Linked DNA regions of Homo sapiens: region 2 is linked to region 1. Evidence: chromatin loops called from intact Hi-C (ENCODE). Cell type or tissue: PC-3. All regions are shown on one strand. Each heading gives the region's core, and the rest is flanking DNA. Links, peaks and the distances in the headings are about the cores only.

Region 1 (8,348 bases), core at 329-8,328:
TGAATAATATTTTCATATTTCAAGCTAGGAGTATATTCAGAGATGATGAATAACCGATACTGTACATACCTATACCTTGTATTCAAGAGCTGGGTACACTATGGATCTAGTTATTCAATTGAAATAGAAGAGCTTTAAATGTTACAATATACTTGGCCACATGTCATTTTATAACTATATAACTATTCAGTTTCCATTCTCTTTGTTATCCTTGAATTTTGGACATTTTGGGGCTTTCTGACCAGTTGAAATGCATGTCACAAAATTTATTTTCTTTTTAGAATAGAAACCTACGTATGGATGTAGCAATAATTATTAGGATTTTTAAAATCTATGCTCTCCATAGTTTATGTCGATCTTATGGTTTTTTGCGGAATAGACAATAAAACAGTAAAATCCAGATGTTAAATAATAATGGATATTATTGCTTGACTGCTCCCTATCTGCCAGACACTGCTAAGTGAATGGTCTCATTCTTTTTCTTCACAAATCTATATAAGTATTTTAATTATTTTTATTTTACAGTTAAGGAAATTAAGGTATAGAGAGGTTAAGTAACTTGCCCCAAATTACACATATATTCTAATTCCAGAACCTACACTCTTTACCTATATACTGTTATTACTGCCCAGAAGTGCAAAGCAGATGGGCCTTTTTTCTTTTCCTATTTCCTTCACTCAGTGGGCAACGAAGTGAAAATGGAATGTTTTTTCTAATCTAATGAGAGCTCTTGGTTAGTCATTTCCTGTGTGGTATGTGTTCTTAATTCTAAGGGCATAAAGAATTAGGGAGAGGAATAGAGAGGAAAAAAATAATACTTCTTCTTGACATGTGTCTAAAATGGGAATATCCAGTTTTTAAGACCTTGAGCATGGGACTAATTAACTATCAAATAGCAAACCTAGTGTGTTTCATTTTATATTTTAACCATAATATGTGAGAGCAACTGATGCTGTTGTTTAAATGAATACTGGGCTAGATAACCTCTCCAAGGTGTTCTCCATTTCCATAATTCTAAGAATTCTGTCATTCAGAACTCTGAAAAAGACTCCATCCAGCCCACTTAGTAACTTCAGAATAATTTTTAATGCTAGCTGCAGTATTATTTATTAACAAATATAAATGACTTAAAAATACTGCTATGACCTTGTCGATCATTCACTAAGAGCACTTGACTAGTAATGTGTGGTCTAATTTTTAGTTGCCTTTGATTAGAGGATGATTTCAGAAAGCATAATGCAGTGTCTGCAGTGAAAAGCAAAGACCAAATCTGTTTAGTAACGCTCAACCCAATGGCAAGAATATGTAAATATTTAATCTTTTTATCCTCAGAGAGTAAATTATGTACTCTTGGAGACATTATTCTCTCAGACCTCTGGACTTCACTGAATGCACTGATGCAAGAATTCTAAATCATTCCATTCTGGTTTGAAGTTTTACTTCAGCTTCTAGAAGTTTCCAGCATTTACAAAGGAATGACTCTTGTATGAGAGAATCAGGCTTAGATATCTTTACTCTTTCATATTGTAAAGACAGTGCATAAATTCCCAAATGTGGCATCATGTAGGCAAAAAAATATCTTGAGACTTGTTGGATCCACCCTTATTTTCCAAATAAAGTGTCATACATAGTGTCATTGAACTAAACTAGGAGTAGGCTTAGAAACCATCTTCAGGGATTTTCATGGAATACTCATCTGTTTTCGATATATAGATTATTTGCCTATTTTTTTCTTTTTTTGTTCCATCTTTATATTGTCTAAGAGTAAACTTCAATGTGTGGGTTGGGAGTGGGAAACTTTGTGCTGATTAAAGGGTAGATATTTGACCTAATTAAATATATGATGAATAGAAATGGAGATAGAAAAAATTAAGGGAAACAATAAGCGGGGAAGAAAGTTTTGATGTGACCCAGCATGTTCAGAACTAGAGGCCAGAATACAGAGATGGAAGGAGTGGGGTGCCAACCTTCTCATTGCTTAGTTTTGGAATCATTCGATGCCAGTTACATTCTCTGTTTCTAGAACAGGGTGAAATAAAACCAGGGGAAAGACAGTCAGTTGGAGTTTTCATCAGCACAGTAGTTATGTTGATATACCTGTAAGGAATCTGCCCCTCAGAGCTTTACTCCACCTGATACACCCTGGTCTTGCTTGGTCCTGGGTCTTTTTACACTCCCATTCTACTCTTTTCCAGAAATGGTAAGTATCAAAACTGTCCCAACCAACAATGACAGTGAAAGAATCAGTTTTATAACTTGAGAATTGCTGTAGCCAGCATTAAAAGCAGACCATGTATCTTCTGAGAATGTGTCCCACCACCCTCCTTTGAGAACACAGCTGTGGCTTTGGACTTGGTAGTACCTAGGTGGGATGTGTTTAATTTCTAGTTTGAGTTTCACTGCACCACCTTTGCCTGTAACTTTCCATGTATATGCTATTAGCCACAGTGAAGTTCTTACTCATTTCACAGCAGAATGATCAGAACTGTTTCTATCTGAATTTTCACAAAGAAGATAGGCCAGCTGACCATATCTGGGCCTTGGACCTAAGAAATCAACTAGAATGGAGTATACTTTTGGAGCTACCCAAAGTGGGAACCCAGTATTTCAAGTTCAAGCCAATTTCCTGAGGGAGGCTCAAGAGTCAGTGCCAAAGAGAACAGATATACACTCCAAGTTCAGAGTGTGAGAGCCTAGAGTCAGGAATGAAATAAAGCTTGATTGAAGCAAGGACAGTCAGCAACAATTGAGAATGGTCTAAATAGAATGATTTCCAAAAATGCTAATGGGTTGTCCATGGCCAGTAGGAGGAGGTAGGTACATAGCTATATTAACATTGATAATCCCAGACCATTCAGTCCAAGCTAGAGACTGCTAAACAAGCTATTGAGAGGTACGGGAGGTGTATTCATCCATTTTCATACTGCTATGAAGAAATACCTGAGACTGGGTAATTTATTAAAAAAAAAAAAAGAGGTTTAATGGACTCACAGTTCCACATGGCTGGGGAGGCCTCATAATCATGGCGGAAGGTGAAGGAGGAACAACAGCACATCTTACATGGTAGCAGGCAAAACAGCGTGTGCAGGGGAACCACTCTTTATAAAACCATCAGATCTCATGAGACTTACTCACTATCACAAGAACATCATGGGACAAACCCACCCCCATGATTCAATTATCTCCCACCACGTCCCTCCCACAACATGTGGGGATTATGGGAGCTACAATTCAAGATAAGATTTGGGTAGGGACAGAGCCAAACCATATCAGAAGGGATAATGTGAAGGGATGAAAGAGGATGAGGGTACTGGATTTTGATCTCTTTAGTACTCTGATTTTATTCTATTGCTTTCTACAGATCTAGATTAAATACTGTGCAATATTAAATAATACCTTATATTTTGATGTTTATGAACATATATAGAAACCCCTTGTCCCTCCAGATGTTAGAAGCAGAGTAGCAAAATCTGTATACTTAATTTCATTAATAAAGAAAAAAATCTTCAAGGATTTAATCTCTGGAGGAAAAAGCAACAGGTGTTTTCAACGGCTGTACCTAAATAACTGTACCACAAGATGGTGCTCACACATTAAAGTCATGCTGTTTTTCAAGAATTTTGCCTCGTCTAAATTTTACAATCTGAAACAAGACATTGTTTATGTTTTAAACTATTTTTGCATCTTTTAGTACAAATTTCCTTAGCACTGAAATATAGTGAGTTTTAAATTTAAGCTGATTTGGTAACAAATGCCATTTTTATGGAGGAAAAAACCAACAATTCCACTTTTGTTTGCCCTAAAGATCTTTTATTGTATAATTTCTGATATGTTAAGTGGGTTGAAGTTTATATTTCTACCATGCTCACTTTTTTCTTTTATTTCCTTTAAATTCAAGACAGTGCAACATAAATTAGCAGAATTAAAAACACATATATGTGTAACCCGAGCATTTGTGGACAACTGTCTCCAGCTGCATGAAGCGAAACGTTTGGACTCCGCCACTGCTTGCATGGCGAAATATTGGTATGCATGCTACAGTAATTAGAGTGCGGTGTGTGCTCAGACTGATATGGAATTCTGCCAATTTTAAGCTCAGCCTTGAGGGTCTTAAAGGAAGAAATCTGTGAAATGAAAAATAAAAGTGAGACTCCACTTTAAAAAAAAATGCTAAAAAGTTCCATTAAGCATATGTATAATGTGCTAAAAATGTTTCAAGTTGGTATTTAATTTTTTTATCCTAATAGGCAAGCAAAGTTAGTATTTAATTCTTAACTTGCTATTGAAAATAAAATATTAAGAGTGGGAAAATGAAGAGTGATATTGATAGGATGACTGATTCATTCATTCAAGTAATAGTTTAATTTCAAATTATCTGAAGAGTGGCAGTATAGTGAGGCTGAAAGGGAACAGTAAAACTTAGGAGTCTTGAGATAGAGTCCAAATTCTTTTATTAAATAACTATAATTAAACTTAATTCCATCCAGGAAAATGTTTTTGTTATCTGTGAAATGACTAAGTTGGACAGGATTTTTCTATTTAAGGTGCTTTCCAATTTTAAGAAAAAATTCAGGAAGAACTGGCTGTCCAATCAAAGTTTCACAGGCTCTATTAAGTGAAAGGAGAATAAAAATCCTATTAAGTTTAGAAAGACTTCGATTTGAATTAAAGATTATTAGCAATGGTGTTAAAGATGAGTTGAATGAAAAAACATCCCTGTATGTCAGACTTTTGTATATTTTAAGATTTTAGAATATACAGTCTAAATCAGATTCTGGAAGTAGATTTGGTTTCCTCTTTTTAAAAACAAACATTCTCCCATATCATTAGCCCAAGAGTAACTTAGAATAAATTCCTGTCATTATTCATTAACTTGTGTTCAGTTCAATCACAGGTAGAACAGGGGAAATATTTTGTGCTTTATATAATGATCCCATAATAACAAAATTGCCAGGTTGAAAAATAATGTGGAATTACTTTTCAGAAACTTGCACTTTTGAGGAGACTTTTTATATTTACATTTACAAGAAGTTCTTTGACTAGTGGCAAAAAGTGTAAAAAAAATTTACATATTTTTGGAAAAAGAGAAGTTTGGATAGCCATTGACCTTGTTATTTGAAAACCTCAGGTTTATACACATGCTCATATTTCACACTGAAACACAGGAGGCAACTAGTTATAGCCCAGTAAATATTTCACTAAAATACTTGCCAAATATAAAAAATTAGAGAAATCCAAATATTATTGTCCCCAAAGTCTTGTCTATTAATAATTATATTGTTAATATATTGCTTAGAAATATCCTCACCTGTCGTATGGTCTGAGTTTTAAATTATTTTAAATAAAAAGAAGTATCTACCCTTATTTTTGCTTTATGCTTCCCACTATTGAAAAATAAGTAGTGGGGTGCTGTAGCTTGCCACTGTAGTAACTCCTACTTGAGAAGCTGAGGTGAGAGGATCCTTTGAGCCCTGGAGTTCAAGACTGTAATGAGCTATGATTGTGCCACTGTATCCCAACCTAGGCCCTAGAGTGGGTGAGACTCCATCACTAAAACAGACTCACAAACAAAAAGAAAGAAAGAAAAGAAAAATAAGTAGAAAAGAATTTTGAACTAATGTATTTTTATGTTAAGGTGAATAAAATCTCTATCATGAATTTTAATGATAGAATTGTGATATTATCAGAAAAGAATTTTTCTCAAGCACTGCATGTTTATGTATACAAACATTATATATAATACTAATACATACACTTCAGGAATAATAATCTCTATATAATTTTCTAATGTTTCCTATATGATAGCATATACTTTGTTAGTCTGCCCTCTTAGGTTTTCACTTTTATCTTCAATTTATTTCTGAAAAGTCAGAACCCTAAAAAATTGCTTTTTTATACTGAAATTCAGAATCGTGATCTTCAAGTAGAAAGTGACATCATTGGAGAAAAAATGCATATTACAAGGGCAAAAAGAACTAGGTGGCTGAGTAATTTAGATCATATAGAGAATCCAAATAAATTAGAACATATTCAAGTCTTTACTGCATGTTTTTCTAGCCTCAAATAGCCAAAATCTAATCATCTGAGTTTTCTACCTTTTGTTTCTAGCCTAACAAAAACCTAGCAAGAAATATAATTAATGAAAAAGGTACTCTTATATGAAAATTCTCTTGAAATATATTTCATATGTAATTTTTATCTTCTTTGCTTAGCTAATATGCCGTTCTAATTGCTTAATAAATGTGCACATTTAAACAATTGTAAATAATTAGTTTTCTGGTTTTGAAGCACCTCATGAAAATCCATTTCAAACATTTCTTTTCTGCCTTTTATTTTGGTCATTTAGGGCATCTGAGTTACAAAATAGTGTAGCTTACGACTGTGTACAGCTCCATGGAGGTTGGGGATACATGTGGGAGTACCCAATTGCAAAGTAAGTATAGTTTTCTGATACACTCTTCTTTATGATGTGAAGAAAAAGGAAAATTTCTTTACTTTGTACATCAAATGTAGAGGGAAAGGAGGTGTGCAATCTTTTGAATTTTTCAGCTGAATACAGACAAAATGTATTCAAGCAAATGGAAACAGCTTTTTTTTTATCAACTCCCTACTAGGATTTTATTTTTCTTAAATAAAGTAAAGAGACCAATAAACAAAAGCTTGATCCTTGGCTTTATTTGAATCCTTATGTAGAAGGACAAATAGTATTTTCAAAAATTTTTTAATTTTTTTATTTTTTATTTTATTTTGAGACAGTCTCGCTCTGTCACCCAGGTTGGAGTACAGTGGCATGATCTGGGTTCACTGCAACCTCCACCTTCCAGGTTCAAATAATTCTTGTGCCTCAGTCTCCAGAGTAGCTGGAATTAACAGGTGCGTGCCATGACACCTGGCTAATTTTTTTGTATTTTTAGTAGAGGTGTGGTTTTGCCATGTTGGCCAGGCTGGTCTCAAACCCCTGGCCTCAAGTGATCTGCCTGCCTTGGCATCCCAAAGTACTGGGATTACAGGCGTGAGCCACTGCATCCGGCCAAATACTACTTTTTTTTTAAAACCAAAAAAAAAAAAAAGCAATACAGAAAAATTAACTGGCATATGAAAAGGATCTAAGTTGTCACATATCTTAAATATCTGATTATTTGTTTTGTTCTAAAAAAATTAAAAATCTTCTTTCTAAATAGATTTATTTCCTTCAAATTGAAAGAAATCAAATATATCTTTTTATCATATATGAATATTCTTATCAGTTTGAAGCAGTACTAATTTGTAAATAGGCAGTGTCCCCATTCATATTTCTTCCTCAATCTCCAGAATTTCCTTTTCTCCTAACAGTCTTTTGCCTCAGAAGTCTCCCCATAGCTTTTTTTCCTCATCACCCTAGAAAATATATTTTTCTGATTATTTAGCAATGATTTTGGTTTAGAAAATTTTCCCAAGGAAATTTTTTATTTATACAGAAAAGTTCAGTTTGTTCTGAATCTGAGAGTAAGAATGCTATAGGCTTCTAAAAATGTTTTAAGATTATCTTAATATAAAGTATCTAAAGGGAAAAATTATGAAACCTACATTCAAACTGGCAGCCTAATGATTTCAAATTTATCTTTTTGGTAAGTATAATTGGAAACATTTAATATGCTTATAGTCCTTAGAAAAAATATTTTACTAAAATTACATTAAGAACAGAAGCTATGTAGTGGCTCAATGTTTGTGTGGTTTAGTTCACATTTAAGAAAGGCCTATTAGGTGGGGAGAAGGCAATCATCTAAATGGCTTAAGATTAGAGCGTGGCATAAGCCTTGGTCTCTGTTTTCTCGGAGTCAACTCCTTCAAGTTGGTACCAAGCAAACAATGTAGATTGATGGCTTATTTGAAATCTCTGGTTTCAGTTTGAGAGACTTATATTCTCTTTAAGAAACAATAATCACCTTTCTTGGCCAGTTTGTTAGTTCAAAGATTGTATCAATTTTTAAACTAGACTGCTATTTCTCTTCCCATATATCGCCTAATATCAAAAAAGCCACTGAGGCCACGTGCGGTGGCTCACTCCTGTAATCCCAGCACTTTGGGATGCCAAAGCGGGTGGATCACCTGAGGTCAAGAGTTCAAGACCAGCCTGGGCAAAATGGCGAAACACCATTTCTACTAAAAATACAAAAAAATTAGCTAGGCGTGGTTGCAGGTGCCTGTAGTCCCAGCTACTCCAGAGGCATGAGAATCGCTCTAACCCGAGAGGCGGAGGTTGCAGTGAGTCGAGATTGCGCCACTGCACTCCAGCCTGGGCGACAGAGTGAGACTGTCTCAAAAAAAAAAAAACAAACAACAACAACAACAACAAAAAAGCCACATAG
Region 2 (8,348 bases), core at 249-8,248, 620 kb after region 1:
TTAATAATGAAAATAAATGACAGCAAGAAAGAATAACATTCTCTAAAGCCATGTGATTCTAGAAGTTTCTTGATAGATTCCTTAAATATACAGAAAATATTCTATCTATCTATCTATCTATCTATCTATCTATCTATCTATCTATCATCTATCTATCTATCTATCCTTAAATGCTTTGTTGCTCATTATGGACTGGTAAGTATGACATCATTTCTCATATTACATTTATAGAAAGGGGATGGGGGGAAAGGCCTCCTCCCCTTTGCTGCAGCAAAATCTTGGCCAAAGACATGAAAAGCAATAAACAATGTCAAGCCTGGGAGTAGTATTTAGGAAGCGTCCATAAGCAAAGCTCAGGCTGCAGTTTGGCATATTTCCCCCAGCTGATGAAAGTGAAAGGGGACATTTCAAGAATTCTTTCCGTTTTAATCTAAAACCAGAAAAATCCTATTCCGTACAGCCTAAAGAAATTTCTATACATGGTTTGTCACTTTTATATCCAGTGTAATGATCTAATTATTATTTATTAGAAACATGTAATGAATATTTTGGGTAACTAAAAAAAAAATGACCAGATGTCTGTTTCACAGTGTATAATTTTAAGAAAGGCAAGAACAAAAAAGTAATAGGGGAAAATGCTGACAAATTCATTTATTTGTGAAATAATTAAATAAATATTTATTGAATTCCTACTGTGACCCAGGCACTATACTATGTGTTAAAAATGTAAGTGAAAAAAATGAGTGAAATCAGTAAAGGAATTAACTCACCACAATATTGACTAGAAAAACCATGATATAGGTCCCAGAATTTGACTCTAGTAGTCAAATTCTGTTCTGCTTTAATCACCCAACCTACTATTTTAATAAACTCATTTTTTATTATATGCATTTTGTCAGCATACCGCTAGATGAATTTTTAACTGGTCCTCCAAAATTTAGATGCCAGAGGCCTGTTGGTGAGATTGTATGCCCCTTCTCCAATATCCAGACAAATCATAACAGAACTTATTAGTTCCTATTGACAACGCATTGGAGTCATTTTTTAGCAGTTAAATAATTTCACCCTTTTCCAATTCATACACATATCCTAAAGTTCAAAATTAATATAATGAGTTGCTGAATGAGTCTGAAGATTAGGAAATAGATCTTCATGTGAAATATATGCTCTCTGGATTTAATCAGATGGGCAAATACCAAATAGATTTTTTTTCCACCAAACATAAATATTTTCACTTACTTTGAGTGAAATCTAAAAAGAGAGAATGGTCTCAAGAGTTTTACAATATCTAGGTGAAATAATCCTGTTTGGGGGATTTCATACACGATTCCACTGAGTAATTTCTGAAGAAGAAGTGCAATATAATTTTATGTGTCTCAAGACTAGTATTAGCTTTTGTTCAATATCTGAAATAATGCAATTTCCTTTCTCAGACCACACTAATTTATTTTAACGAATTCATTCTCCTGTTCAAAAATCTTTATGTGATGCTGCCTACACTCTAGAAGGCTGAGGACAGTGTCATCTACCCCTTCCCTCTCTCTCTCACAATAATTACCCACAGCAGCAAGGCTCTTAAGAAGTGCTTGTGGAATGAATAAATTAAGGTTCTCATGATTATACATTGCAGATATTAACAAAGGACAATGTATTACTCTCCTTCACCTGCTACAAATATTCACACTCACAGGTGTACACTCACATACTTATAATATTTCAGTGTCAGTAGTTGGACATTATTTTCAGGTATATTTTTCAAAAATTAAATTTATTGTGTAAAATGCTTCGGACTGACAGTCTTGAGAGGAAATATTATACATAGATCCCAAGGAAAGGCTTAAAAGGTATTACTGATTTTCTTCTCAGCAGGGCAGAAAATGTCTTCCATTTTTTAAAGGCAAATTACAAATATAGGTTTTATTGATATTAACAGGTATTAAAGTTAAAGACGGTCTTAAAGAAAAGGTAATATCCATAATTGCCATCTCAAATCAATATATATCCTGATGCTGAATTTCAAAATTAATGTTTTTCATGTAAGGCATGAGGCCCAGGATCAAGTGGATTCAAGTGCATTCATGGCAAGATGAAGGATTACTTTCTTATGCTGTCAATTCCAAATAAAGCAAATGTAAAATAACTTCTTTTAAGAACTAACAACCTCGGCCTTTAAATATGTCCATTTTAAAGACTGAAATGTCAATAAAGAAGTTACAATATTTTATTTGTAAAGCCAACAATACTGAGTCATTCCTGGGCTTTCGTCTCTAGCACCCATTCTACCTGGGAAGGGCAAGGCATTTCATTTAACCATTTTAATAAATCACTTAGCAGGATTTGTTCAGATAAAATCATTACTTAGCATATTTCTCTTAAATTCAAATTAATGAATTTTCATTTAGATGGAGAATTTTGGACTTTAAAAAAAACATTACAATGATAAAATCTCCAAATAAGCCAAACATGTTGATATTTGTTAATAACTTGCAACATAGGCAAAAGACACAATTCTTTAGTCATCCTCTAATCAAAACAACCTTAGATAATAGAAGTATCTGCATAGAAAATGGTATATGCAATAGACAATGATCAACTTAAGCTTAAGGATAAAAGACCAATCATAGATAAATTAATTTAAATAAAAACATTCCAATTCTCCCCTGATTTTCCCTCATTAAAACATCCAAACAAAACATGTGGTACCTTTTAATTTTCTGAATGAGTAGCTCCCAATCAATGCTTCCTCGGTTAGAGACAAGCTGAAGAATCTACCGAAACAAAACAAAAGAAACATATATATATATATATATGGATTTGTTAACTAAATATCAAAAATTATAACTCACCAGTAAGCAAATGCATTCTTTATACTCAAATAATAAATCTATGCCTGGAGGTCTGTAGCACAAAAAAAATGCAGTACTTGAATATTTAGGAAGCTCAATAATGAATTTTAAAAGATCTTTACTCTGAGATTACATAAAGCACATCCTATGAAAAACGAATTGAAAATGAAACGAAATAAAATTAAAAGCCCCAAACCATTACCAGCGCATATGCAGCAATACCACTCAAGTCTAGCCTTTGAGAACTGCTGCAGAATCCTTCTCCGGGAGCATTATCCCCACAGGCTGGCTCTCTGGCTCTCTAGCTCCAGACAGACGCAGTCTGCAAGCCACCAGCTCGTGTCTGTGTGTGCCGGGGAAAGGGAAGCTGCAAATTAGAAGTCCCCGCAGTGGCGAACAGGAAAATAAGGCGAGTGGGAGAGAGGGAGAGAGCTCACTAGTCTCAGAATTTTCGAGAATGATGACAAGCCACTCAGCTCCGCCATCATTCACTGACAATAGGATGCAGCCCTCACTTACGATTTAGCGGTTTGCCATAGGGGCTTCTGGTACCAAATGCCTGACAGGCATTTTAATTGCCTCCATCCAAGTGTGTCCCCAGGAGTCGAGTCTATCAGCCTATGAATGTCATCATCTGGTCTCCTTTGTGTTAATGCCAGACACACACACACACACGCACGCACGCACGCACACACACACACCGCTTAAATAGAGAAACAGTTTTCAGGCATATAGGATTACAAACAAGTTAAGCTACACAAACTGGACATGACTAAATACTAGTTTATGGGAATTTTTATTATCTGCATTAAGGACATCAGAGATTTGTTGATGTTTTGTCATTGGCAGATAATTACAATATTTTTAACTATCGCATATTGCTTATTTATATTCCAAAATAAATATCTTCATTAAAGAAATGCATATATTTATGTATATTTTCCTACAGAAAATTCAATACCCTTTTAACAGTTATAATTATGCACTTGGCCATGTTTTCCTTACAAGAGAAAAAGAAAAAAAAAAAACAGAGAATTAGAAAACCAGGGCCGATATGTGATTTCTGGGGGCAATCTATTTACATACAAAAGCAAAAGGAGGTGGCAACCAGCTTGGTCCTGGGGCTTTTCAGTCCCTGAGGGCCCAGGCAGAGAATTCAATCTTTGGCATAATCTGTATCCCCTCCATGTTAGCAACTGAAATTAGCAGTTGAATATCCCTATTTTACAGTGCCCTTGTGTAGGGAGGTTAAGTGTGGAATAATTTCCTGCATTTATTTCCTGGGGAAAAGGGAAGGAGAAAAATGTCAATAAATAAGTTAATTTTTACAGCATTGTTAGCAACCTGAACCAGTGAATGGAGCAAAATTCGATGAGAACCAAAAAGGCCAGCTGTGAAGAAGGTTGCTGGGAAGAAGCATCACCATGGTTACTGGAAACAGAAAGTCAAGAAAAAAAAAATATGATGGCAGAGAAGAGAGAATGAGACTACAGGGAAGGAAATTGAGAGACAGATGATATGTTTCTTTTTTTTTTTTTCCTTCTTGAAAGAATCGCCTCCATCAGTTTTATACTGTATTTTGAATTAAGATAAATTTGCATTCTCCTTGAGCCACCTTTCTGCCCCATTTTTTAATCACTAGCTAATTTTGCTTTCATAAATATTCAAACTACAGTTCTTTTGTATGAGATCAATTCTGCTACCCCTTGCCTCTATCCAAATACTGGCTTCATGGAACCACTTAGCCTAGTCCACATCCTTTGTTTCATAGGTGAGAAAGCTGAGGCCCAAAGAATATGACCAAGGTCACAAAACCCAGGCACCCGCAGCGTTTCCTGATTCAATCCTCTGCCTTTCTTCTCTCACCAAGTGACTTTCTTTCCCTGCTCTCTTTTGTTCTGTTTGCAAGCAATACAGATTCCAGAAACATCCTTTGTCTTTGATTTTTTAAACCTTCTTGTATTTGCTACAGCAGTGATGTATGTCCCTCTTTAAAATGCATTGCAATCATTCTGAAGACTTTTGCAAATATCTGTGCTGGATTGTATTTGAGGTCTGAGGAATCTGGGGTAATTATGTCACTGCTTTTCTTTCATTTCCAGTCTGGCAATCAGATAAATCAAGCATGATTGCCCTTTTGTGAACCTATCTTGTTGAGCCTGAACTTCATCATTACATACTAGGCACTCTTATCATTACTGGCCTCATTATTTCTGCAAGCATAAAACTGGGTAATCAAATTGAGTCGGTCTCCCAAGGCACCTTCTAGGTATAGACAAGTTAAACTTTCCTGGGTTACCAAAAACAATGAAGCTGGAAAATGGAAAGCCCAGGTAAAATTAAAAATTACAATAATAATGATAATAATTCATTCCAAAACAACCACTGGAGGGCGCAAAATTTCTTAAAATCTTTCTAAACTACTCAGTAAATGTGGCTAGAATTTTGACCTTCATATTTTACTGTTTTTATTTTCTTTCCAAACTGTTCTTTCAATATTCAGTTTATATGATTCAATGCTTTTGGATTAACTCATCTATAGATAGGGTCATACTGCTTTTTTTGATGTCTAAAAGACAGTTGCTGCCACCATCATCATCCTCTCTCCCCAGTATGTAGCTATAAAATGAATAAATCACATTTTGAAAATGTATGACTACCACAGGTAATAATCACAAGAGATTTCAGGTTTTAGTGAATCCTACATACTGGTTAGAATTCTTCCCCCGACCCGCAAAAAAAAAAATGCCCCTTTAAATATAATCTCCCTGTTAAATGTCTATTTTTCTTCAGTGATTTTGGATAATGAGGTGATTTTTCAAAGTGAATGCTTTATTTTAATGTATTGTCTTCTGTTCACTTCTGAACATAAAAAATGATGCCTAAGACTTATGTCTGGGAACATGAATCATATTCTATCATGAAAGCACATAACAGGGTCCTGGTCAGTCTAAAAAAATAGCACAGCTTCCAAAAACATTTAATACTCTCTGGAGGTCATTTAATATTTAGGGATACCTAGTTCAGTACATGAGAATGAGTTGGTACACTCTTTTTCTTTTCTTTTTTTCCCAATTGTTTCCAACATGGAGTAAGTACCATATGTGAAACATAATTACTGCCCTTAGGTATGTCATATTCTAAGAATACAAGACAACCGACAATTGAGATACTTCTGTGAATTTTTAGATTTTTCATATTTATGCCCAAAAGCCTAAACTGATGCTTGCCTTACCCTTCTTCTGTCTGACAGTATTTTAGACCTTGGATTACCACCATTCATCCATTCAATCAATTGTGATGGCACACATACATATTTTTCAGACTCTTTACAGGTTCTGGGAATGGAAAAAAAGTGGGAAACAGGATTTCCTTTTCAAGACACTTCATTTAATAAATTAGTTAACAGAAGGCCAGGCATGGTGGTTCATGCCTGTAATCTCAGCACTTTGGGAGGCTGAGGTGGGTGGATCACCTGAGGTCAGGAGTTTGAAACCAGCCTGGCCATAGTGAAACCCCATCTCTACTAAAAAAAAAAATACAAAAATTAGCTGGGTGTGGTGGTGCATGCCTGTAGTCCCAGCTACTTGGGAAGCTGAGGCAGGAGAATCTCTTGAACCCAAGAGGTGGAGGTTGCAGTGAGCCGAGATCGCACCACTGCACTCCAGCCTGGGCGACAGAGCAAGACTTCGTCTCTCAAAATAATAAATAAATAAATAAATTAGCAGAAACCTAACTTCACACTTCCTTTTCTCACTTTGATGAGATACTATGACTCCACCCCTCTGTCATATCTGCTTCATTGTAGATGCCTGATCTTTAAGAATCTGATTTAGCTATACTCCCAAATTTAGTTAATTCACCCCTGTGCCTCTTCTGAAATAACTTTGATTTCATTCCCTAAATATATTGGTCTGCGTATTTGTGTATGACTACCTAAACTCTCCAGGAATGAATAATGGAGACTTATCTTCCTTACCTCCTTAAAGCCTTTGCTCATAGATCATCTTCCAACCAGGGCTTTCCTAACTACCATAATGAAAGTTGCAACCATGCCCTTTCCATGGCTTTTCATTCCCTGCTGCATTTTACTTTTTTCCATAGCACTTATCATAGCATAAACTTTTCTTATTTACTTCTAACTTCACCCCGCTAGTTCCACGAGGGCAGTCATTTTTACATGTTTGGGACACTGGTATCCAAAGCACCTAAAACAGTGCCTGGAGCGTACTGGCACTCAAACATGTTTTTTAAATGACTGAATATGAAAAATCACACTAGTGGATGAATTGGAATGTCTAAACACAAGAGAAGTTTTTGTATTCCATATTGTCTTCCCTATTCTATATATTCAGTCTTTCTTAAAAATATTGCCTTTTATTTGTAAGCGACTCCTTGCCACATATATATGTATTTTTTTTTTTTTTTTTTTTTTTTTTGAGATGGAGTCTCACTGTTGCCCAGGCTGGAGTGCAGTGGCGCGATCTCGGCTCACTGCAAGCTCCACCTCCCGGGTTCACGCCATTCTCCTGCCTCAGCCTCCCGAGTAGCTGGGACTACAGGCACCCGCCATCACGCCCGGCTAGTTTTCTGAATTTTTAGTAGAGACGGGGTTTCACTGTGTTAGCCAGGATGGTCTCGATCTTCTGACCTCGTGATCCGCCCGCCTTGGCCTCCCAAAGTGCTGGGATTACATGCATGAGCCAGCGCACCCGGCCTTCCTTGCCATATATTTTGTAATCAATATGTTTTATAATTTCTATTATAGGATGTAAATTTATTTTAAATAGAGACTTGTCTCCTACTCTCTTTGAATTCTGCAAAGTACCTAGCATGGGGCTATCAGCTTTTAAATGCTCAGAAAGAGTTTGTTTGATAAATCATGCCTTCTCTTGGTATTAAAATGTGCTAAATTATAATTTTTAGATTTTTAAAATAAAATTTGACAAATTAATGCTGCCTCATGGCCAAAATATTTTGGAATGACCTTTGTAGAGATATGACTACACTTACTAAAATTTGTACTTTCAAAAATTTATAATAGAAATAATACTTATGCTTTCCCCTAGTATTCTTGAGTTTGTTATTCTAAATCAAATAGGCAGATGTGTAAGTATTTTACAAATTATCATGATATCCAAAATCACTGAACACTGTTTTGCCTTATTTACTATAGATGACATTTTCTCTTCCAACAAAGTTGGTCCACACAAAAATATATTTTGGTCAAAAAAGACAAAAAGTGTCATAATCAGCACATTAGTCTTAGATATACAAAATGATAAAATTATATTACTTTTTACCTACAAAATGCCAATTTCAAATGGTTCAACCTAATACCTAGAGAAGCTATACATGGATGCGGGATTGGGTAGCGTGAGTTGTACAAAATGACTCCCATGTTTATTGCAGCATTATTCACAATAGCTAAGATATGTAAACAATCTAAGTGTCTGTAGATGGATGAATGGATAAAGAAACCATAATCTCTGTGTCTGTGTG

The links. Hi-C counts contacts between places; a loop is a spot of excess contacts. Peaks named below come from ENCODE experiments on the same cell type or tissue, not always from the same donor. Only the 100,000 strongest peaks of a DNase experiment are listed, where the experiment ranks them.
Region 2: it touches region 1 in a loop (4-fold over the local background); 6 of 110 quality-filtered maps call a loop at or near these places.

The regions. Positions count from the first base shown.
Region 1 is chr2:210,190,889-210,199,236 of GRCh38, reverse strand. It overlaps ACADL (acyl-CoA dehydrogenase long chain), which reads left to right. Exons shown (of 11, transcript NM_001608.4): 9 at 3,899-4,026; 10 at 6,347-6,433. Among named protein-coding and RNA genes, the nearest start is that of KANSL1L, 24 kb to the right of the region's middle. In PC-3, for the core only: a CTCF peak has its summit at 3,581 (motif pointing right); no DNase peak of the experiment used is centred there; H3K27me3 peaks cover 925 bases.
Region 2 is chr2:209,574,456-209,582,803 of GRCh38, reverse strand. It overlaps MAP2 (microtubule associated protein 2), which reads right to left. Exons shown (of 16, transcript NM_001375505.1): 3 at 2,704-2,768. Among named protein-coding and RNA genes, the nearest start is that of MAP2, 150 kb to the right of the region's middle. In PC-3, for the core only: CTCF peaks have their summits at 5,025 and 5,226 (motif pointing right); no DNase peak of the experiment used is centred there; H3K4me3 peaks cover 730 bases.